6 separate regions of the Homo sapiens genome follow, and all the other regions are linked to region 1. Evidence: chromatin loops called from intact Hi-C (ENCODE). Cell type or tissue: PC-3. All regions are shown on one strand.

Region 1 (4,000 bases):
CTGGTTCACAGCCCGCCTCACTAGGAGTTGCCCTTGGCTGTAGGGAGGGAATGGCCTTAATCAAGGTTTCATCCCCTTTAGAGGGTAGCTCCTGTCATGGCCAACTGATGCAGAGATACAAAGCTGTAGGCTCTGTGCCTCAAGCTGGGATCTGGAGAAGGGCAGTCGTGGCTCCAGAGCCCCCTAGAGGGCCAGTGAGGGCTCAGCGAGGACTCAGTGGCAGCTGCATTGTTGCTTGGTTTCCCCCTCTTCCCAGACCTGCTTCTTCATTTCCTTTGAGGTGTACCTTCAAGAAGCATTGCTCTGTAGTGTGACTCTCTGCCTCAAAGTCTGATTCCAGGGATCTTGATCTGGGACAGATGGTTGTTAGCATGTTACTTGGCACCAGCAGGTACTCAAGGAATGTTAGTTTTCTTCTGTTATGGCCTTAACCTACTCTTAGAGACTGTATCAGGAAAGAATTTCTAATGGCTTTCACCTTTTTTTTTTTTTTTTTTTTGAGACAGAGTCTCGCTCTGTGGCCAGGCTGAGTGCAGTGGTGTGATCTCGGCTCACTGCAACCTCCGCCTCTCAGGCTCAAGTGATTCTTCTGCCTCAGACTCCCGAGTAGCTGGGACTACAGGCACACGCCACCACACCTGGCTAATTTTTGTATTTTTAGTAGAGATGGGGTTTCACCATGTTGACCAGGATGGTCTCGATCTCCTGACCTTGTGATCCACCTGCCTCAGCCTCCCAAAATGCTGGGATTACAGGCCTGAGAAACCGTGCCCGGCCAGCTTTCACCTTTTATTTGTAGTGTCTATTTGGTAGCAATGGTCCCTGTCATTCAGTTTCAAAGGGAGTTGACTTCCTAACTTAAATTCATCTTTTCCTGCTTGAAGTGAACCCTTATTTCTCCCATCCTGCACTCTCCTTTTTTACACCCATGCACACACACACACACACCTCTTACATCGACTACAGCAATCAACCAACAAACATCAACTGTAGAAGAAGAGTATAATTGTTTCAATTTGTGTTTCTGAATAAAGTGGTTTCTAGATAAAGTTTGCATTTGACATAAGATTGTCCTTAGAATTTTTTTCTCTCAAACTAATTTAGAGGAGTGGAAAGAGATGGGATGAGAGTTACACTTAAGTTGCAAATACCTTTTCTGTAGTGCTGGGACAAAAATAAATCCATGAAGTTCATGGGTTAATAAAACATCTTGGCAGGGCATGGAGGCTCACACCTATAATCCTAGTACTTTGGGAGGCTGAGGTGGGCGATCATGTGGAGTCAGGAGTTCGAGATCAGCCTGGCCAACATATAGTGAAACCCTGTCTCTATTAAAAAAATACAAAAATTAGCTGGGCGTGGTGACACATGCCTGTAGTCTCAGCTACTAGGGAGGCTGAGGCAGGAGAATTGCTTGAACCCAGGAGGTGGAAGTTGCAGTGACCCGAGATTGCACCACTGCACTGCAGCCTGGGTGACAGAGCAAGACTCTGCCTCTCAAAAAAAAAAAAAAAAATCTTGCAACTGATTTTAATTCACTCTTGATTCTAAATTTCATCTCTCCTTTTTTTTTTTCTGTCTGCTTACTCAAAGGGATGTTTTGCAAATTGTAGAACCTTCAGATTGACATCAGTAAACAAACAACAACAGTTTATGCTACTTTGATATTTCGAAATACAAATTAAATGCTCTGTTTATCTGTCAGCATTGAATCCAGTCATACTAATTATCCTCTGGGAATTCGATAGTTTTAAAACCCTTTTACCGTCAGAATCCAGAGATAAAGGTGGGGATAAAAGGAGAGAAGGCAACTTGCTTAGTATCTTTTGCTACCAAACACCTCCAGTGACAGCACCATTTACTCTTTACCTCAGCATTGACAGAGGCAGAGTTGGTCTCCTGGAAATGAATTTTGCTGCAGTTGCTGCTATTACTATTGTTACCGTGGGGTCGCTCCTGTTCCTGTAAATGCTGAAAGCTACTCTGGATTCGTAGCCCAAAGCGAACTTCCTTCTACACACACTCACTCTGGTTCCACCACAGCTGTGCTGGTGCAGATGTGAATCATCTTTGCAAACAAACTGAAGATTATTTCAAGAGTTAGTCTAATGAGTAGTGAATGTGGGCTGATTACTGTATTTGCAAAGAAACTTATTTTTTCCAACATCGTGCTAAAGAACAGACTGGTACTTCCCATAGGCTTATAAAAGTAAGTAATCAACGTGTTTGTGTAAATATTTAATGATGTCCACATTCACATTCATGAATCAATGGGCGATCATAATTGCTTTTGTGGGATGTGATAGACACAAACTTAAACAAGAACCCACCATATCTTAGCAAGCTTTCTTATGGAATGTAGAAAAAAATATGGTGATTAGAGAAACATTTCTACCATGTGAAAAAATCTTGCATAAATAATTTATACTTCGCTGGGCTTGGTGGCTCATGCCTGTAATCCCAGCACTTTGGGAGGCCAAGGTGGGCGGATCACTTGAGGTCAGGAGTTCAAGACCAGCCTGGCCAACATGGCAAAACCGCATCTCTACTAAAAATATCAAAATTAGCAGGGCATGGTGGTGTACACCTGTAACACTAGCACTAAGGAGGCTGAGGCAGGAGAATCACTTGAACTGGGAAGGTGGAGGTTGCAGTGAGCTGAGACTGCACCACTGCCCTCCAGCCTGGGCAACAGAGTGAGACTCTGTCTCAAAAAAGAATTTATATTTGGATACATTAAATTATATATTTATCTTTATTTGTAACATTTTCTTTGTGATTTAGTTTCATAAATCTAAGTTAGATCAACTTGACTTGCTGATTCTTCACCAGGTGCTGAATTTATTTGCTCACAACTTCACACTCATAGAACAGGCACTTCTTGATCCTTGGCTGTGTAATATGGTTCAAAGTTTAGAGTCACAGAGAGACCTGGCTTTGACTTCCAACAGTCCTGAGTTCAAATCAATTTCTCTGCTTGTTAGTTGTTTGACTTTGGACACATCAACTAAGTCTTTGTGCTTCACTTTCTTCACTTATAATATGGGGGTTATAGTCACCTAGCAGAGCTGCTGTGAGGATTAAATGATGCAGCAATTTCCGGTATATAGTAAGTTCTCAATAAGTGGTTGTTTCTTCCCGTTTCCTTTAGTGTACCTGGAAGCTTTTGTAATCCAGATGTGAAAGAGAACCATAACATTCCCTGAGAAACTTCTGGTTTATAGTAGTTTGGGAAAGCCAAACTTTATGTGAATAAGAGAGAGAGGAGGGGATACTGTGATATTTTTGGCCGGTGATTTCTAACATGTTGGCCAATTAATACTCCTTCAACCTGACATACTTTTTCTTGCCTTTAAATAGTCCATGTCCTACCACCTCCTCCACCAAGCTTTTCTTTTATGACTCAGACAGCCAACATTGCATAAAACTCATGCCCCTCCAAACTTCCATGCATCACTCTCCAAACATCACCATCTCCTATTACAGCTGTTTTCAGTCTTGGCTTATGGTCTTTACTGAAATTATGCTTCATGAGAACAGAGCTACTTCTGCTTCATCATTGCACCCAGAGGACCTGACGAGGGACCAAACATGGCAATTGTGTGGGGCAGAGGGAAGTGTGGGTTTGGAGTTAGAAGACTTGAGTTGTGATTCCAGTTTTATTGGTTGCTGTGTGATGTCAGGCAAGTCCTATACACTTTCTCAAACTATGTTTCTTCATCTATAAAATGGTTATAATAATCCTACTGGTTATAATTTTTTGTAAACTTCCTCAAATCCTATTCCAAAGGAGGTACAATAGAAATAAAATGAATGAAATGGTTCCTACTGTATCTTCATTATGACACTATTGGACACTATAGGAGATTATGGTTGTGGAAATATATTTGATAAGAAATGCAGTACACATGCTATTTAGGGTTATTAGGAACTCATTAAATATTTCCTGAATCAATGTGTAATGGAAATAAGATTTCTTTTACCTGCTGGGTGCGGTGGC
Region 2 (4,000 bases), 270 kb after region 1:
AGGATGTTCCTGGGGGTCACCAAGTATCTCACCTGTGTGGTTCCCCATCGTGATAGTTGGATTCAAAGCTGAAGGTTGTCACTGACTTCTGGGTTCTCTCTGCTTGCCTGTCTAGGGCATTAACTCTGGAAATACTTTGTTTCTTTGTTCCCAACCATCCATCTCAAATCTCTTTCCCTGCTTTCTCCAAGGATGTTGTGCAGGTCTTTGTGCAAATAAGAATTTCAACCTATATTGGATAAGCCATATTTACAGAGGTGAATTTGATTTGTAGATATGACCTTTTCCTTGCCCAATGACAGTACCCTGAGGTTGAAGTCTGTTGCTCAGAGAATTTGGATGCACTAGCTTCTCCAAATATCTGCTCATCCACACAGCAGAGGGATAAGAGGAGACCAGTCTGCTTCTCCCTCTTTCCAATCCCTAAACCTTATAATTTGTGTACAAAGGAACTAATTTTGAAGAGCAGAAGGTCAAGGAAGACTAACAAAAATCTATCTTTTTGAAAGAAAGCAGCACTGGATTTAGGTAGCCATACAAATTGTCCCAAGTGGTGTTCTACTCCAAAATAGTGTGCACACCTTTTTAGCCCTACAATGAGTTGGTGGCTGACTGTGCCAAGTGCCTGCTTGCAAAGCTTTCCTCTGGAAGGGAGCCCTGGAAATGCTGAGCAGTGGTGACCCCACATTGCCTTTGGGGGCTGAATTGTCACCAGCCACAAAGATAGATCCTTTTACCTTTTGCATAATCCAGACATGTGGTTTGGAAGAGAAATAATTCATTTAAATCTCCCCTGCCTCTCAATTTTGCATAAAGTAAATTCAATTCCATTCAATTTGCACAGATTTACTGAAAATGTACTCAGGGTTGGGCCCAATGTGAGGTGTTGTGGACACAGTGGCACATAAGACACTGTTTTGGCCCTTGAGGAGCTCATAGTGCAGAGGGAGAGACAGTCAGGTAAAAAATGACATGGTACAGAGATGAGTCACTCTGTTGTGGCAGTGACAGTATAACTGTCCAGTGGGTTCTTCTTGCCCACTGCACAAATAAAGAGCATGACGTTGCAGTAAAGGAAGAGTTTAATGGATGGAAGTCTGGCCATACCACGTGGGACATAGAGTTACTACTCAAATCAATCTCATCCAAGGCTCGTAGGTCAGGGGTTTTTCAAAGACAGTCTGTGGGAGAGGGTGGGGGTGGCCAGGTAATGGGTGTTTGCTGCCGAATCGGGGCAGAGATGAAATTACAGGGGGTCAACAGTGTCCACTTGAGCTCAGTTGCTTCTGGATGGGGGTCATAGGAGCAAGGGTCAGTGGGCCCAAGTAGAGCCATGTGTGTCAGACACGCAAAAAACCTGAAAAGATAGCTCAATTGGCCGATCTTAGGTTCTACAATAGTGGAGTTATTTGCAGGAATGGCTGGCAATCATCTATGTCTACACCTTACCAAAATTCAGATTCCCCTTCTCCCCCAGGTGATGCCCTTTCATTCACTTTACAGAGGTAGTTGAGTTTGGGGGAAGGCCTATTATCATTTAAACTATAAACTAAATGTCTCTCAAAGTTAGCTTAACCCAAAAGCCCAGGAATAATTAAGGGAAAGGCAAGATAAGGATGGGTTTGATCAGATCTTTTACTACCATAATTTTGTTACTACTATAATTTTTGCAAAGGTGGTTTCAACAGGATAGCCTGCGTTGACAGGGGAGGGTGTGTAAAGACCCTGGAGAAACCAACAGAGGTGGCCTGGGGGCAGCCACAATATCTGAGGCTTGGAGAACACAAATGTGTTAACCCAGCAGGCCAGAAGCAGTGTGGGTGTGAGGTCAGATATGTCACAGGCAGAGAGAACACATGCTATCAGCAAAGGCACAGAATCTGAGAGTCCAGCACGCCAATGGAACAGAGTGTGGTGTGTGGAAAGAGGGGCACAAAGGGAGGCAAAGCCCAGGATCGTGGATCAAGGGTGATCCATGCCATGACAATAAGGACAACTCCTTATTGTCATGCAATGCTTCCCAAGATTTTATTGACAGGGCAGAGACACAATCAGAACTGTGTATTAGAAAGATGTCCCTGGAAGCTAGGGATAAGAAAGTTTGCAGAGTGAGGCTCAGCAGGGAGCCACGGACTTAGGTGGGAGGCTATTCCAGGTATCCAGGAGAGAAATGGGGAGGCTCTATGGAGAGTGTGGGAGTAGAATGAGGCTGGCCTTGAGGAATGTCAAGAGGGCAGGACTGACAGTTACCACCTGGACGTGAGACACTGGGCATGGGAAGAGTGCTGCCAGGCAAGTAAGTCTCAGATCAACACACATGCGTTGCTAAAGCTACTGACCAAGGCTCTGGCCAGATTGATGGCCTCCTGGCGGTGGCCTTTACTGCTCCCCTTGTACACCTGAGGCAGAGTTACTTACATTAATGTCTGTGTCTCTTCCACTGCCTTTGCAAACAGATCCCTGAGTTCTAAGTGAATCAGAGCCTGCATGGTACTTTTCCTCTGACTTCAGACTAGTCATACATTTTGGAATTCTTCCATGTTGAACTTTCACATCCTGCACAGAACACTCGGGCCCTGAGACAGCCCTACGCCATTTGGTGAGACCTTTGGTGAAAAGTCAAGGTCTGGGTTTATGACACAATATTTTTTCCTGGTCTATTTATCCCTGGCACAGTTCAGAGCTGGCCTATTGGAACAGGAGGTTCCAGCCTTCTCATTCACCTGGGCACTCTCTAACCTCAAATCAAATTCTACTGTCTCCCAGATTACATTCTGAGTTCCTAAATATGTGGGGAAAAATACTCTCAAATGCCTCCCTAAGAATACACACAGTCATAAAGCTCACGTACATTCAAATTGCTTTTTAAAAACAAAGACCGTGAAAAACCAAAGCTATAAAAGTATGTGAATCATCAACCCAGAAATCATGCCTCAAGGCACGCCTGACAGCATGTTCGTTCCCGGATGCTTTTCCTTCACAAATTATGGAGGCTGCCGACATCCTTCTGGGGAAAGGATTATCTGATTCCGCAGGCAGTTAAGAATAACATGTAAATGTCATTTAGATGAGCTATTTCTACATGGATCAAAAGACACACTCAAGTTACCAACTATGATAGCCAAACCCTTTATTTCAATAAAATCAGAGCAAACCCACAAAACTCTCCCAACTGAATTAGCACCATTGTGGTGTGGGAGGCATTCAGACATTCCTTCCAGGTTAGTAGACTATTTGCAATTCAGCTGTTTTACTGATGTGCATGTTATATAACTGCCACCAGCCATGGGGGAAGCTAGAATCCAAGGCGTCTCAAAATTTTCCACTGTGTACTCAAAGCCAACAGGAGAGAGTGAATGAATACTCCCTTGCTTTATGGTGACATAGCTAAAACTGTCTTTCCAGTAAATACCAGAGTGAGAGGCAATGTAACATAGTGGTTATATTTATGGGTTCTGGGGTAGAGTGTCTTGGATTTGAATCCCTATACGTTTGGGAGCTGCGTGTCTTGGATAACTTCTGTTGCCTCTCTCAGTTTGGATTCTTGTTGGCTTCAACGATTTTATCTTCCTTATTGAGTTACTCTGAAGGTTAAGTTAATAGATGTTAATCCTTAATATATGTTAAGTTCCTCTATTTAAGGGCTCCATAAATGTAAGCTATTGTTTTAAAACAAAACTGTAAGCTCTATGCCTTGTTTTAATTCAGGCAATGTTGCATTTTGCTGTCTCTGTGTCTCTAATACAAAATAATGTTTCCCTCCAAATTTCCAGTAGAATTGACCCTCCCAGGAGAGGTACCATATTTGTGCCTGGATTTGCATAAAACCAGGTTCACTGCCACAGATTCCAAGACTGACCTCACCCTAATGTGAGAAGCACAGTCAGACTGAAGAGAAGGCAGAGATGCTTCCCTACCAAGGCTCCTTGGAGATTTATTGTTGTTTATTTTCTAGATAACTGAGTAAAAACCAATTTTTGTAGGTAATGTTACCATGGAA
Region 3 (4,000 bases), 110 kb after region 1:
GAAATTATACAGTACATAGCCTTTCAAATTGGTTTTTCTAAATAATATGCATTTAAGTTTCCTCCATGTCTTTTTATGGCTTGATAGCTTATTTCTTTTTTATTTTATTTTTTGGAGCTGGAGTCTCACTCTGTCGGCCAGGCTGGAGTGCAGTGGCATGATCTCGGCTCACTGCAACCTCTGCCTCCTGGGCTCAAGCAATTCTCCTGTTTCAGCCTCCCGAGTAGCTGGGTTTACAGGCACACACCACCACGCCCAAGTAATTTTTGTATTTTAGCAGAGACAGGGTTTCCCCATGTTGGCCAGGCTGGTTGATAGCTCATTTCTTTCTAGTGCTGAATAACATTGTATTGTCTGGATGTACTACCGTTTATTTGTCCATTCACTTACTAAAGGAAATCTTGGTTGTTTCCAAGTTTTGGACATTACGAACAAATCTGCCATAAACATCTGTGTGCTGGTTTTGGTGTGGGCCTAAGCGTTCAACTCATTTGGATAAATACCAAGAAGTACAATTGCTGGTTCGTATGATATTTGTATGTTTAGTTTTGTAAGAAACTATTGAACTGTCTTCCAAAGTGGCTGCACCGTTTTGCATTCCCACCAGCAGCAGCTGTGAGCTCCTGCTGCTCCACATCTTTCCTCTTGTTGCTGTCAGTGTTTTGTCCCTTGGTGTCCTAATAGGTGTGTTGTGGTATCTCATTGCTGCTTTAATCTGCAGTTCCCTAATGTCACATGATATGAAGCACTTTGCATACGCTTATTTGCCTTCTGTACACCTTCTTTTGTGAAGTGTCTTTTGAGGCCTTTTGCCTATTTTAAAAATCAGATTGTTCATTTTCTCATTGCTGAGTTTTAGGAGTTCTTTGTATATTTTGGATAACAGTCTTTTATCGGATATGTCTTTTGCAAATGTTTTCTCCCAGTCTGGGGCATGTCTTCTCATTCTGTTGATGTCTACTTTTAAAATCTTTGATTATACAGGGTTTTATAGCTCTCCGCAGTTTTTCAGACTTTCATGATATCCATGGCTGTAGCTACCTACAAAGGCTGCTGACTTTTAAAAACTTTCACTTCCAAACCTGACCTTTCTCCTTTGCCTCAAACATTGAGGAACATTCAGAAGCATACCCTACTGTCCACTTGACAACCCCACCCAGTGCCCCACAGGCCCTTGGTATACCACATGTTACAAATAAACTTACTGTTTTTCCATTCCCAACGCCTTCTTTGCATCTCATTCCTTATCTCAGTGTCTTGTCTTACCTCCCACTGTTTCCCCCAAGCTACGAGACTTTGAGTAAATACTTCCTTCTCCCTCTCCTCCCTCCACAATTTGTTATTCGTTATTAATTCTTTCCTATGTTTCCCATTTTGTCCAAAGGATGACACCAAATAAATATGAAAAAGTGCCAGGCCTGGAAGAGTTTGTGGTCTTTCCAGGCCACTGACTTATGAACAATTCTATGGCATCGGGACAGAAATGCTTTGAAATATGTATCTGTGAGGTTCCACAGGACAAAGAGAAGGAAGTGACTAACCTCTGGGTGGAGAGCAATTTGGAAAGTTTTCCGAGAGTGGATTATATTGCAGCTGAGGCTTGAAGAAAGAATAAACAGTCTCAGAAGGAGAAGCCAGCACAGGATGCAGCTGAGTGCTGGGCTGACCCATGGGTGTGAGTGGCTCCTTTGGAGACAGGCAAATCATTTGACCCCAGACTATGGGCTGCACAAGGAAACCGGAACCTAGCTGAGAGGTTTCAGTACAAATATAGATGATAGTGTGGATGCCAGGCTTGGGTGTCTAAACTTTATGCCAGAAGCAGACAGAGCCTACAAAGAATAATGAGCAGAAAATTGATGATATTTTTTGAAAGATTATTTGGGCAACAATGGGGAGAATGCACTAGATGAGCAAGACTAGACATGGATTTCTGAATTTTTAGAGTAAAGATGGAGAGTGCAGTGAGACAGGTGGGTTCTCCTGAAGACTGTGTCCTTGACAGGAGAATGTACATGGGAACAGATGTTACACGCCAATTATGATTTAAATGGAGTCATTTTGATCTTTCGACTCTATTTTCTTTGACTTGAGTTGGAGTGCAGGATCTGGTCTTGGGCATCATGCAGGCCGAGAACTTCATTTGGAAAGAAGACAATATCCTTTTGATGTCTAAGTGATTGTCAAGTTAGCATGAAGATCTCTCCAAATACACTTCAACCTGACATCTCCCTGCAGCCTTTCGCTGTGTGTTTTACATAGTAGATGTTTGGCCCTGCGGTTAAAAATTTACATATGCCTTAAGGACAGAATCCATGCCCAGAGGAGATCACCCTGAAAAGTAGAACTGTCTAGCAGATAGAACAAGTGGAGCTGAAGGTCATATTACTCCACAAAACTGTGGATTCTTGCAGAACCCGCATTCAAACAGACCTTGTCAGCCTGAATTCAAACACAGTTCTGAGTTAGCTCTACTGCTGACATGTTTCCTTGCCCAGAGGTTTCTGGAAATGGAGAAAGCAGCTCTGTTACTGACAAGAAAAAATATGTCTTATCTGAAAATACCAGAGAGTATTTTCTTCTCTCTTAAATTGGGTCAAATGCACTCAATCTAATTGGAAAATTTTATAACAAAAAATGAGAACTCTTCTACAAGTGGGCTTTCTGCTTAAAAATGCAGCTGAAAGCATTATTATAATAGACTATATATTAGTTATTGTGCAGGTCATCTGAGGATGGGCTTTGCTCATACCTGGTAGAAGGAAAGAAAGAATAGTCTCTGAAATGTGTAAATTATGGGTTGCAAAAAGAGGTGAGCATTTCCTAGGGAATGGAACTGAATAGTTCAGGGGAAGCTGGACACGGAGTTCTCTCAGACATGGGGAGCTTCAGTTCTCAAAGGGTGGGCAGAAACGAGCTTGAGATCCAAGGTCTCAGCTCATGCAGCATGAGAGACACAAAGGACATTCAGTGAGGTATTTAAGGGGGTTTTGTTCTCTTTTATTCAGAGTTTCTCTTTGTTTTTTTGTTTTTGTTTTTGTTTTTTTTTGAGATGGAGTCTCGCTCTGTCGCCCAGGCTGGAGTGCAGTGGCGCGATCTCGGCTCACTGCAACCTCCGCCTCCTGGGTTCAAGTGATTCTCCTGCCTCAGCCTCTCGAGTAGCTGGGACTACAGGCACGCAGCACCACACCCAGCTAAATTTTGTATTTTTAGTAGAGACGAGGTTTCACCGTGTTGGCTAGAATGGTCTCGATCTCCTGACCTCATGATCCACTCGCCTCAGCCTCCCAAAGTGCTGGGATTACAGGCATGAGCCACTGCGCCTGGGGTTTATTCAGAGTTTCTAATCTGTTTTTAAACATAGCTCATTTATAATTTACATTCCATGAGACTCACCTATTGTAAGTGTACAATTCAAGGAGTTTTAGAAAATTTACAGAGTAGTGCAACCATCAAACCAAATCTAGTTTTAGAACATTTCCATTACCCCCCAGTAATCCCCTTGACTTTGCAGTCAACCTCCATTCTCACTCCTAGCTTCAGCCAAGAACCGATCTGCTTTTGGTCTCTATCAATTAGCCTTTTCTGGATGTGTCATAAAAATGGAATAATATGCTATATAGTTTTTTCTGGCTTCTTTACTCTTGGCATAATTTTTTAAGGTTCATTTGTGTTGAAGCAGGTTATCCCTATTTTGTCCTTTTACAATGCTGGGTGGTATTTAAGTATACAGCTGAAATACATTTTGCTTATCAATCCATTGTGTGATGGACAATTACATTGTTTCCAGTTTTGGCTATGAAGAATAATGATGCTATATGTTCATGTGCAAATCTTTGTGTGGATATATATTTTTATTTCTCTTGGGTATATTCCTAAAAGTAGAGCTGTTGGGTTTCATGGTAAGTTTGTGTTTAACATTTTGAGAAACTTTCAAACTGTTTTTCTAAAGTAACTGTATCATTTTGTGTTCCCACCAGCTACGAGGGCATGGCGGCGG
Region 4 (4,000 bases), 120 kb after region 1:
CAGTGTGTGAACTTAAGTGCAGAGCTCCTGTGCCCCCTCCTGTGGAATGGGGGTGCATTGACCTCCTGTGGAATGGCGGTGCATCGACCTCCTGTGGAATGGGGGTGTATCGGCCTCCTGTGGAATGGGGGTGCATCAACCTCCTGTGGAATGGGGGTGCATTGACCTCCTGTGGAATGGGGATACATTGACCTCCTGTGGAATGGGGGTGCATCGACCTCTGCAGCACATCCATGTGTTCCCCGGCAGAAACCCCCCTGCCCTTCCCGGTCCTCCTCATCAAGCTGTGTGTGTTTGGCAGAGCAAAGATCTGGGGTTCTTGAGCTGGAGCTCTGGCCCCTGGGTGACATCCCCTAAGCTCCTAGTAGCTACCAGTCCTGCTGGATGCCCTGCTCACATCTTGGAGTTGATTAAACTCAAGAAAATAGGTGGCTTGGAAAGAAAAACCTCAGGATTCCCCTCTCTCTGGCCACACTGAGCCTCAAAGCTGATATGGCTCTGCTGGGGTTGGTGAGGGCAAGAGACCTTTTGTGCTGTCACTTTCCTTGTCCCTTTCTAGTACTGAGAGGGGAATGTCTAGGTAGTTTCAGCTTGACGTGTGCTCATACTCTCTCTCCCTGTCTCCTTCCCACCATCCACTGGCATTGGAAAAGAGTGAGCTTTTGGTCCCCAGTTGCCATATACTCTTCCCCTCAAGCAGCAGCAAGCCCACACCTTTGCTGTCAGAGGAAGAATTGAAGAGGTGGCTTTAATAGGTGAACCTCCTTACCCAGCACCCCGTTCCCATGCCTGTGATCCTATCTTCCATGCCTGAGGCATCTGTTTTTAGTTTTTAAAATTAATGTTTTAATTTAGAGATAATTTTGATTCACATGCAATTGTAAGAACTATTACAGAGACCCTGTGGTGTACCCTTAACTCAGTTTTCCCTAGTAGTAACATCTTGGACAACTATAGGAGAATATCACAACTAAGGCATCGAGATTAATACAGGCAAAGCATAGAACATTTCCATCATCACAAAGAGCCCTTCTGTTGCCCTTTTGTAGCCACACTCATTTCTCTTCCATTCCTATCCCCTTCTTAACCCCAGTAACCATTAATTAGTCTGCCATTTCTATGAAGAGATCCACTGTAAACATAGGTGCACAGGTTTTTGTGTGAACTTAAGTCTTTATTACTGTGGGATAAATAGAGGAATCCATTCCGTAAGATGTTCTAACATCCCCTCTGGAGGATGGACACTTTGTAGAACCATGGCCAAGGTTAAGTACTTAGGAAAACAACAGGTAATACATTAAAAATTTAGATATTGCCCTCTCAGACGATTATTAAGACATGTATTTGCCCATGTTAGAAAATATGATGAAGATATTTTTCAGATTGCATATAATAAAAATACTATGTAAACATAATTATAGAAAAAATCATTTGCCATTTAGTACTACTTTCCAAGCACACATAGGCAGGAATAGATCCAAAATCCCTGGAGAGAGTGAAGCTGGTAAGTAAGAAAGATTTATTTTTCACATGTTGAGGGGAAGTCCTCACTGCTGTGCCTGGGCTGGTACCATCACACTAAGTGTCAGAGAGTGACGCCAAAGGAGATGTTTTCCTTTCAGAACTCTAATCACTAGTGAATCCCTCCCTCCCTTCCTTCCTTCTCTCTTGCTCTCTCTCTTCCTTTCTCTCTTTCTCTCTCCTTCCTTCCTTCCTTCTCTCTCTTTCTCTATAACTCTGTTGTCTATCATCTCTGTCCATCTCTATCTGTCCATCTACCTATTTATCTATCACTATCTGTTAATATATCTATCTGTCTATCATCTGTCTCTGTCACTCTATCATTCTATCTATCATCTATTTATGTATCATCTATATAATCTACCACTATCTATTATCTATCTATCTATCTATCTATCTATCTATCTATATCTATCTATCTATATCTGTCCCTCTATCTAATCTATCAATCACTCCTACTACATCTATCATCTATCTATCTATCTATCTATCACTATTTATCTATCTATCATCTATGTAATCTATCTTTTTTTTTGCAAGTTTGAAGGACTGAAGGAGCAGAGGGAGAATGCTCCAGTCACCCAGTGCCCACTAATGGCTGGGATAAGGACTACGCTGGGCAAGAACACAGGCATAAATGTGAATAGGATTTCATCCCTGTGGAAACTCCTTCCAGAGGGGAAGTGGGTCTCTCTCTGGGTCTCTAACAGCCTCATCTCAGGAGATAGTGACTGGCTTGTGTCTTTCTTCCTTTCTTGGAGTCCTAATCCCTCAAGCATTTCTGGATACTGAGATATTTCAGACCCAACACATCTAGCCCTTTCTCAGCTCCTTTAGAATTTCCTCTTTCCTTCCACTTTTTTAGAGATAATATGTGGATAGAAAGAGTACTGAAAAAGACTTAACCTTCTGGTCTCCTTACATCCTCCCTTCCTGAATTGCAGGCAGTACAAAAGTCACATTCCAAAATGATCACAGGACCAACTGCTCAGAGAAAAGTGATAGGTCAGCATTTCTGCATGGTAGCTGTCACCAAGTGCAATCTATCCTTATGGTATTTATATATTTTCGTTGAGGTATTATTGCATCTAGTAAAATACACAAATCTCTCAGGTCCAAAGCTAGATGGATTTCTTACATCAGTGTGTACGTTTGTAACAACTGTTCAGTCATGATATAGAACATTGTCATCATCCTGGATGGTCCCTCGGGCCCCTTCCTACTCTGTATTCACCCCCTCAAGGTTAGTACTGCTCTGATTTCTGTATTCTGGCTGAGTTTTATAAATTTAGGTTTAAACTATGGTTAACAATTTATAGCAGAATGCATGTGCAGCAACACATAAAAAGAGGAAACATTTTAGAGAAATATAAAAATGTTAGATTTAGTATTTGATGAAGTAAAAAAAAATTTGCAAATAGATGAGCCGCACCCACTAGGAACCCATGAGGCAACAATGACCTAGATGTACAGATAGGAGACCCTTGGTCCAAAGGTACACGGAAGGAAGACATTTTCTAAATTACCTTTTGGGTGTGCACTTGTTATTCATATAATCCCCAAACATCAGAGATGGGAGAGACTGAAGTCAGCACCTAGGTTCATCTCCTTTCTTTATAGAGCGGGAAACCAAGGCCCAGTGGAGCTACGACATTCACACAGGCCTCAGAACATGTTAATATCAGCACTGTGACATTACACTGTCCATCCTTCAACAGTAGGACATGGCTGTCTCTTCTGTTTACTTATCAAAGGATTAAAATAAAACATCAGTAAAAATTGAGAGACTTGGACTGTTATGGGCTGAATTGTTCTCCCCTAAAGTTGATACATTGAAGTCCTAATTCTGAGTACCTCAGAATGTGACTGTTTTTGGAGATGGGGCCTTTAAAGAGGTAATTAAGGGAAAATAAGGTCATGGGGTTGTGCTCATTCAATAGAACCCATGTCGTTACAAGAAGAGGAGTTTGGAATGCAGACATGAATAGAAGGAAGACCATGTGAAGACACAGCAGGAAGACGCCATCTACAAGCTAAGAAGAGAGGCCTTAGAGGAAGCCAGCCCTGCCAACACTTTGATTTCAAACTTCCAGCCTCTAGAACTGTAAGAAAAATACATTTGTGTTGTTTAAGCCACCCAGTCTGTGGTACTTTATTATAGCAACTCCAGAAAACTAATACATGGGCTGACAAAAGTAGCTGGTGTCTATTTGCTTATTCTATGTGTTCAATTATACATTTACTGAGAACCTAATATGTGCCTGTTACTCTGGGAGATGTTGCACTAAGGACTTTAAATATATTAACTCAATTAATCCTGAGCACAGACCTCTGAGGTAGGTATTGCTATACCCATTTTATAGATGAAGAAAGCAAGGCAAGACAAACTGAGAGAATTAGTCAAACTGACACACCAGCAGGTGGTAGAGTCACAGACATGTAAACGTGGGCAGTGTGGCCTGACAGAGTGAGTTGTGGG
Region 5 (4,000 bases), 250 kb after region 1:
ATTCTAACAGCAGGGTATGAATGAAGGACACAAGAGTGAAAACTCGGATCATCCAACCTTTGACTTATCCAAGCTATGACATAGATGTTAAATAAACAAAAACACCCAAAATAGATAAATGAAGAAGGGATAGCATGTGCCTGTGCATGCACACTTCCTGGGCCTGTCATGTATCGAAGAGGGTAAGACTTTCTGCCTAAGGAACTGGATATGGTTATATGTGAGCAGAGCATGAAGGCCTGCACTGACCACGCTTCCCAGGCTTCCACGTCTATGGAGATGCATAGGTCTAGAGTAGGCTGAATACTCGAGGGTAAGCTTCCAAGGGCACAGGTGTGATTACAGTCATCAAGACACCACCGCCCCAATGAGTAGCTATCATGTATTGATACCTGATGGAGATTTGTGAGATGAATGATGCCACCAGAACGCAAACTCTGACAACCAAGCCAAAAGCGATGGATCTGTTTAACAAAATGGTTAAATTAACCAGTGACAGCAGGGCTGTCTTATATAGTCTGGCAGGAAGTTCTCTGCACAACTCCAAGGGAAGCTGTGCATATAAACAACCCACACAGCACATCACAGGCCTGAGAGTTGGAGGAGTGCACTAAGTTCCGGTGGGTGTGGGCTGTGTCTGGACCTGTGAGCTTTTCATGGGGGACTGCCAAGGTCAAGTGGCATGGCTGCTGCCCTCTTTTCCATATGTGTGAGGCTTGGGACAGCATGCCTGTGTTTTATTCATGCCCTGTCACAGACATGGCATCCTAGTGGATGAAATGCTGGGACCCCGGTTCTAAAACTTTTTGACTATAAGATTGTTAATTATCCTATGGATAATAGAACCAAGGTGTTCTCCCTTCTCCATCCTCTTAGCCAACTCCTTTCACCCATTCAGACACAATTAAGACCCCATGTCTTTTGAAAGGCCTTTGGACACATATCCCTTCTCAAAGCACTGAGACATGCTGGTTACCTCTGCCGTAGCTCCTACTGTCTCAGTCATTTCTGCTCCCTGAGGCCAGGGGCTGTACTTATTTATTTATATTCCCAAGGCCTGCACCTAATAGATGCTCACCTAATAGACGTGCTGGATTACCTCTGTCATAGCTCCTACTGTCTGTCATTTCTGCTCCCTGAGGCCAGGGGCTGTATTTATTTATTTATTTATTTATTTATTTATATTCCCAGAGACTGCACCTAATAGACGCTCAGTCAACTTTTATCAAAGGAGAGAAAAGTTTTGTATCTTAGGTTCTAATTATGAGTTGAATATATATGCATTCAAGAACTCCCATTTACTGCATACTGACCAGAGTTATGAAAAACAACCCAATATAAATTCTCTTGTTCAAACATTTCTTTCCTTATAATAGCAGATGCCATCCTAGTGGGGACAGGGCAGCAGGCATATTTGAAACGCTCATATGTATAAGAGGAAAATGCAGAGAAATTTTCAAGGGTTCTCCAAGGACTGGTGAGGCATGACCAGCCCAGCAGTTTTTTGTGGCAGAATCTCTGATGAAATCAGAACTTCAAGGTCTTGAACTAATGTTCCATAAATTAGGTGATGCTGAAACCAGAGAACTTTGAAGGGGGGTATTTTTCTTGGGGCAATATCGGGAAACCATGTGTGCCTATGACTAATTCCCCTCCTGTGAACTGTTGGTATTATCTTTGAGGGTTTTCAAGATAAATAAATTGAAGCTGTTGTCAAGTTTTACTAGACAAAAGCAAACAATCCCAGGGTCTTTCATGTGTCTGTACTGCCACAGCGTCACCCCCTACTGCCTTCTTGCTTTGTGGTTTGTTGGGAGAGGAGAGAAGCATGCAGGGCAGGGGCATGCACCCCGCAGAGGAGAGGATACCACAGCCACAACCACGGTCACCCACAAGGTCACGCCAGGATTCCCGCAGTCATGTGCAGTTCCATCAGTGCAGCAAAGTGCCTACTTTGTGCCCAGCCCTGCACCAGGGACCGAGGACACAAATACAAACAGGCACTGTGCTTGCATTTGCCCTTGAGAAGTTACTTGTCTTAAAAATATTGAGAACAAAGTTTACTGATTGCACTGTTGCCACATCAAAAAATTACTCACCAACAGAAGGCCTGATCTACCAGGGATTAGAATTGTAAACCAAAAATAAAATTCCAAGCCCTCCAACTGACTGAATGAACCTTCCTCTTGGCCAATGGGACCCAACTAAACCTGAAAAATTAGTTCAGACCATAATGAGAAGGGGAGGATTGGACCTGCTTCATTATACTCACCTCTCTTTGGAATTCAGGCACAACTGGCCAGGATTAATATTAAAATACAGATCCCAAGACTGACAGACAGACTCTTTGTAGCAATAAGATACCAAATTCCAACCTGACCTTAGTATAGCATCACATCCCAGATGGCAGAGCTCTGAAAGAAACCAAAGTATTTTACCCCAAAATATACTCGTTTGACGTATTTTGAAATGGTCCCATAAAACTGTCTCTTGTGGGGAATACTTACCTTCTGTAGAGAGCCCTCTTCCCTTTCCAGGTCTTTTTCTGATGCTGAAGAGATGGGCTGAGAGTCTAGCACCTTTTAAAGGTCTGAATAGGAAATATTTGCCATCTTTTGCCTCTGGCCACCTATGAGGCTTCATTTACATAATAAGAACCTTGTTCTCTACAACCCCTTATCTTAACCCAAACACTCCTTTCTATTGATCCCAGGTTTTTTGATAATAACTAACTCAACCAATTGCCAATCAGAAAAGCTTTGAATCCACCTGTGACCTGTAGGCCTCCCCCTTCCCACACTTCAAGTTGTCCTGCATTTCTGAACCAAACAAATGTATGCCTTATATGCATTGATTGATGTCCTATGTCTCTCTAAAACATAAAACCAACCTATAATTCAACTGCCTTGGGCACATGTCCAGGACCTCCCAAGGCTGTGTCACAGGTTATGATCCATAAGCTTGGGAAAATAAACTTCTAAATTGATTGAGATCTGTCTCAGATAATTTTTTGTTTACAGAGGTGACAGCAATGGCCAAGTTTCTTTCCTCTTTGGGCTCCAATTTCCTCAGCTACAAGAAGGGACCTCTTAGTCCTTTTAAGCTGGACTCTTGAAATCTTTCCAGTTTAGCTAATTAGACTTTCAAAGAAGCTAGAGATTGTTGAATAGAAAGAATTCAGCTGGTATAGAGAACTGGGAGCCTGTGCTGCTGTCTTCAGGTAATTATGTCATTACATAAGGAAATGAAAACAATTTAAGGATGCTTTTTATCTTTTAGTATTGGCATGGCTTTGACTCTAACACTGAGGCAATAATTTGTGGTCAGTGCCAGATGCAACGTCTCCTTCATGGGCTGCGTCACAAAATCAAAACAGCTGCTTGGAACTAAAACTGATTTTCACAGAATGCCAGATGTGCTAGATGTCCTCTCCTGAGCTACCTGATTCAGTCCTCCTGGGAATACACAGGCATTTCAAATACTAGAGTGAGTGATCTGGGGACGTGACCACCCACCTGCCCCTTCAAATATTTCTGCAGTGTTCATATAGTATGTTTCTGATATTTTTCCTTTATCTTTACATCTTTGAAAACATGGTCCTATGTAGAGTATTCTCAATGACAGTTATAGACTCTGCTGAGAGCAAACAAATACCCCAATTAAAAGTGACCACTTGATTGTCAACTCAGAGCAGCTGTTTCTTTCCCACCTTTACCCAGCATTCCTGGGAACCCTTTAAATTGGATGTGGGTTGGAGACAAGCTGCTCGGGTGTTCAGGGGTTAAACTCCTATACTTGCATGTTGTATTTGATTTAGGAATCATCATCCATGACCCATAATACAGTTGGGGTAAGGAATATGACCACAGCCAGTGGTGGGCTGGCCCATCCCAGCTTTCCTGCTGGGAGAGGGGCATTACAGTGAACAAATGGATATACCCACCAGTATCAGGTAGTGAAGATGTCCCCCCCATGTCTGGAGTGAGAAACCTGAAAATAG
Region 6 (4,000 bases), 240 kb after region 1:
AAATGCAAAGATTACTATATTTACTTGAGAAAAACACTATTTTCAAATAAAGCTTCCGATGAACCAGGAATTGATGAGGAAGACAATTTTAAAATGAATTTTCATTGTGATTGTAGCTACAATGATAAAATGGATGAACAGATATTTTGAATCACCTACAAATCATAAAGTCACTTTAAGTTTCTTGTATGATCACCACAAGTTGTAGGAAGTACCATTGCATAACCTTATATTTTAAGTTAATTTCAGACTTTCCTGAAACTAATTGTATAAAGAGTTAAATCTTTTTAGAAAAAATGTTCTCTAAGAATCATCAACTCCAGATGTACAATTTATATTTTCAAAAAATATATCAGAATTGTCATAACCTAAGCATACTCTTAATAGTTTCAAGAACAGTTCCATCAGCAGAAAGATTATTCTGAAAATTAAAAACTATCAAAAATTATTTGTGATCTTGCATTTTTCAAGAGTGACTGATGTCACTTTTAATTATACAGATTGAAAATGAAGTTACAAAAAGTATAAATTCTGATGTCCTAATTTGCAGAAAAGCAAGACATAAAAATGTTATGATCAAGGAAGACATCACATTAATCAGTATTATTTATTGTATTAAATAAAATCGTGACACTGAAATATTATTTTTTATAATTTTTAAGTTTATAGCATTAATCATGTACTTCTTTTACCCCATCATGTTTTATAATTAACAAACTATTTCTTAGAGAAAAAAGTTTTGTATTTTATTGCGTTTACCTGATCTTCTTTTATCTTGCTTTTTAAACTGAGGAACCTGTGATAACATTTCACTCTGGGCATCACAAGTTACATATTTGGCCTCAAGCATAATGTATGAATTGCAGCTTTTATTAGGAGACCCATGCTTCGAGATTTTTTTTTTTTTTTCCTAAGGAAAAATGTTAAGAGGGATGCCCACCTTCCTTGGCTCAGGCTCTTTGTTCTCCATAGGACCAGTCAAAAATCTTTCAGCAAATACTATTTACCTAGGATTACCTGGACTACTATCTGTACAGCAGGTTGACAATCTAAAATATTTAAGATATAGTCTCTGAAAAAGTTAAATCACATCAATAGCTAACTGTGAAACTGTGCTCTGGACTTGAAGCTGTATCTGATTCAGGGGTCAAAGAGAAAGAGAGGGATTTTGTTGCAACCAATTCTTTATATTATATAAAGCTTATTATAAGCATTTGTTACAGTTGTTTTTTCCCATATATTATTGAAGTGCCGTCTTTGTCTGGGTTAAGTACCAGAGGTTCGTTGTCTCACACTAAGAAAATCAAGGATGTGGACACACAAGTAGTGAGTTTAAGACTGGAGGTTTAATAGATAAAAGAAAGAGAACAGAGAGTAGCTCTCTCTCCTGCAGAGAAAATGGGGAGCCCAAGTGGGTCTTCCGGTCTGTGGTGAAGTGCAGGAGGTTTTATAGGCTGGCTTGAGAAGGTGATGTCTGATTTACATAGGGCCCAAAGATTGGTTGGACCAAGTGTGACGTTTACATAGTTTGCAAAGAAGCTGGCTATGCCACCCTAATCTTTTATTATGCGAATGGATTTTCCACCTGGCCTGCTCCATGTTGTCTGCTCCTCACTGCATATGTGGTTGACAAAGAAAAGGGAAAATGAAGCTGCCCTGTTGAACATGCCTAACCCCTGTGTAGCCTTTTCCTATTGGCATGGCTGCTGGCATTCACTCACGCAGGCTTCCAACTTGCTTATCTATGTCTTTAGCTTGATCTTACAGGCTGCTTTGTGTTAGAAAAAAAGTGATTTTAGGGCTGCTTTTTATTAAAAGGAAAACCTTACTGAGGACTTCCTTATTCTCACTATCTGCCTGAATAATTTCTTTTTAACTCCTATATCATTATTTTATTTCCTATAGCACAACAGTCATATAAGACTATTGCCCCAATTTTAAGTTAGAAAATTGATGCTCCAAGAAATCAAAATTGGACCCTCGACGCAGTCAAATGTTTATGCTGATGCCACCAATGGGTATGTAGGTGCAGGCCATCAATCTGGAAGGAGTAGGACTTTCCCTTTAAATCACTTGCCAAAGCCACTAAGTATACATTAATACATTTGTTCTTTGCCCTTTAGGAAAACTGTTTTCTTGAAACAAGGCTACTTATTTTAGCTTTCATAACCCAAAATGAAAGGAAGCACTATGATAAAGTTCTCTATGATAAAGATCTTTCCTGAGATACTCCCTTTTTAAGCATTGAACCTTACCTTCCGGCGTTTCCTGTTACTCATCTGTTATATGTCTCTGCCAATTACAGAAGGGTTTTTTTTTCTGTATTCCCTTTTCTTCACTTTCACTATTTATTCCCCATTTGTAAACCATCAAAAGTTTGTGCTTGAAGCCATTCGGCTTTCTTTAACTTTTGACATGATTCAGTTCTACAGCCAATTTCCATGTCATTCCTCATAGAAAACAAACAAACTGAGCCCAGGACATAAATTTCAGAGTCACTCAGCTGGGGTAGAGGACTGGGAAGGTGTCTGGCTCACAGCTCCAGGCTGGCAAGGCAAGCACCGGCTGCTCCACACCCTCACACCCCTGGGAGAGGAGTCTTTTCGAAACCCAGGAAGCCACTAACCTACCCAAATGAGAATTTGTTTTTGGGTAATCACCAACTAACACTTGACATAAACAGCATAGACAGCCCTGAATTAGGCAACCCTGAGTTTGAGTCTTGACCTTGAGAAAGTTGTGGGCTTTTGCTTTATTAGCTATAAAATGCACATAACAATAGTCTTGACCTAGTAAAAGGCTGTTGGAAAGATTAAAAGAAGAAATGATTAAATGAGATAATGCCTGGCTTAAGTAAAGTACACATTTGATAAATGTTACCCATTACTATTTATGAAATGCTTCTCTAAGAAATCAATTTCCTATTCTCTTTCAAGTCAATTGACTATACCTTTATTTTTAGCCCTTGGGATAAAGCTTACCAAGTCTGGATCAGATAGATTGAACAATGGGTTGCTGGAGATAATCAATAAATCCAGAAAGTGTTGCTGGGGAAGAAGCTTAACAAAGACCCTCTTCTCACATGGCCATAGACTGGGGGAGTATGCTTATCTGATGAAGGTGACCTCATCTCAGCCTTCCAAGAACACATTCTTATCCTTTCTCATCTCTGGTGGCAGCCCCCACCACAAACGCCTTGAGACCATAGATTCTCTTTTCTCTCCCCCATCAACTATGAACAGACAAAGATCCTAAACTTAAACTGCTGAGAAAGTTTAAAGGGTGGCTCCCCTCCCCAGTTCCGTGCCTTGAATGGAAGCTCAGTGTCAGGACAATAAACTTGTCATCCTGTTTACATTGGTTTTTCAAGGTTAATGTTGGAGGGAAGGAGGGCTTACTTGAATACCCTCCTTGAATCAGAGCATGTGTATTTGCTTATAAATTAACCATGCTAGGCAGAATTCATATCAGTAGCAAACAAGATACTGGGGGACAATAACAGTTATGGATATTTGTCCAGTGCTGGATAAATTCAGATCATTTTCTGAACACGTTTCATTTTGTTTCCCAACATCGTTTTAGGGCATCTTGATGCAGGAGCGGGACCAAGAATTTGGCTTCAGAAGTTCAGGTTCATATGTCAGCTCTGTTTAAGCCCCTCTCTGTGCAAGCTCAGGAAAATGGCTTCCCTAATGAAGCCTCAGTTCCTAACCTGGAAAACAGAGGATTTTTAAAAACATCCTACTTCACAGGGCTTTTAAGAGATTGGATGGAACAGTCATTGATGACCTGTCTTTCCCCAGAAATCTTCAGTTCAGAAAGTTCAGGCATATTAAAAGATGGAGTCAAGACAGAATGGGGTCTTCTGACTGAAGGGTCTTCCAGGGCCCTGCTTCAGGGTCCCTGTTCCTGAAACGTTAGCCATACCCTTGGACAGAGCTGGAACTTGGGCACAACCAGGGACTCTCAGTCTAAAATGAGGTCTCTGGGCACAGAGTTG

Evidence for each region. A loop is a pair of places that touch in the nucleus more often than their neighbours do. Peaks named below come from ENCODE experiments on the same cell type or tissue, not always from the same donor. Only the 100,000 strongest peaks of a DNase experiment are listed, where the experiment ranks them.
Region 2: it touches region 1 in a loop (12-fold over the local background); 3 of 110 quality-filtered maps call a loop at or near these places.
Region 3: it touches region 1 in a loop (7-fold over the local background); 2 of 110 quality-filtered maps call a loop at or near these places.
Region 4: it touches region 1 in a loop (6-fold over the local background); 6 of 110 quality-filtered maps call a loop at or near these places.
Region 5: it touches region 1 in a loop (6-fold over the local background); 3 of 110 quality-filtered maps call a loop at or near these places.
Region 6: a loop joins it to region 1, with 9 times the contacts of the local background. A loop is called at or near these places in 4 of 110 quality-filtered maps.

The regions. Positions count from the first base shown.
Region 1 is chr2:12,048,568-12,052,567 of GRCh38, forward strand. All of the region lies in intron 2 of MIR3681HG (MIR3681 host gene), which reads left to right. Among named protein-coding and RNA genes, the nearest start is that of MIR3681HG, 43 kb to the left of the region's middle. In PC-3, CTCF peaks have their summits at 181 (motif pointing left) and 1,948; DNase peaks (open chromatin) are centred at 2,014 and 3,444; H3K27ac peaks cover 2,430 bases.
Region 2 is chr2:12,315,702-12,319,701 of GRCh38, forward strand. All of the region lies in intron 4 of MIR3681HG (MIR3681 host gene), which reads left to right. Among named protein-coding and RNA genes, the nearest start is that of MIR3681, 120 kb to the left of the region's middle. In PC-3, a CTCF peak has its summit at 2,372; DNase peaks (open chromatin) are centred at 2,520, 2,910 and 3,110; H3K4me3 peaks cover 2,017 bases; H3K27ac peaks cover 2,931 bases.
Region 3 is chr2:12,154,269-12,158,268 of GRCh38, forward strand. The region is part of intron 2 of MIR3681HG (MIR3681 host gene); the gene reads left to right. Among named protein-coding and RNA genes, the nearest start is that of MIR3681, 43 kb to the right of the region's middle. In PC-3, no CTCF peak of the experiment used is centred here; a DNase peak (open chromatin) is centred at 1,543; H3K27ac peaks cover 1,406 bases.
Region 4 is chr2:12,171,628-12,175,627 of GRCh38, forward strand. The region is part of intron 3 of MIR3681HG (MIR3681 host gene); the gene reads left to right. Among named protein-coding and RNA genes, the nearest start is that of MIR3681, 26 kb to the right of the region's middle. In PC-3, a CTCF peak has its summit at 2,116; no DNase peak of the experiment used is centred here.
Region 5 is chr2:12,301,754-12,305,753 of GRCh38, forward strand. All of the region lies in intron 3 of MIR3681HG (MIR3681 host gene), which reads left to right. Among named protein-coding and RNA genes, the nearest start is that of MIR3681, 100 kb to the left of the region's middle. In PC-3, no CTCF peak of the experiment used is centred here; a DNase peak (open chromatin) is centred at 1,688; H3K27ac peaks cover 2,204 bases.
Region 6 is chr2:12,285,074-12,289,073 of GRCh38, forward strand. The region is part of intron 3 of MIR3681HG (MIR3681 host gene); the gene reads left to right. Among named protein-coding and RNA genes, the nearest start is that of MIR3681, 88 kb to the left of the region's middle. In PC-3, no CTCF peak of the experiment used is centred here; a DNase peak (open chromatin) is centred at 2,348; H3K4me3 peaks cover 1,015 bases; H3K27ac peaks cover 2,777 bases.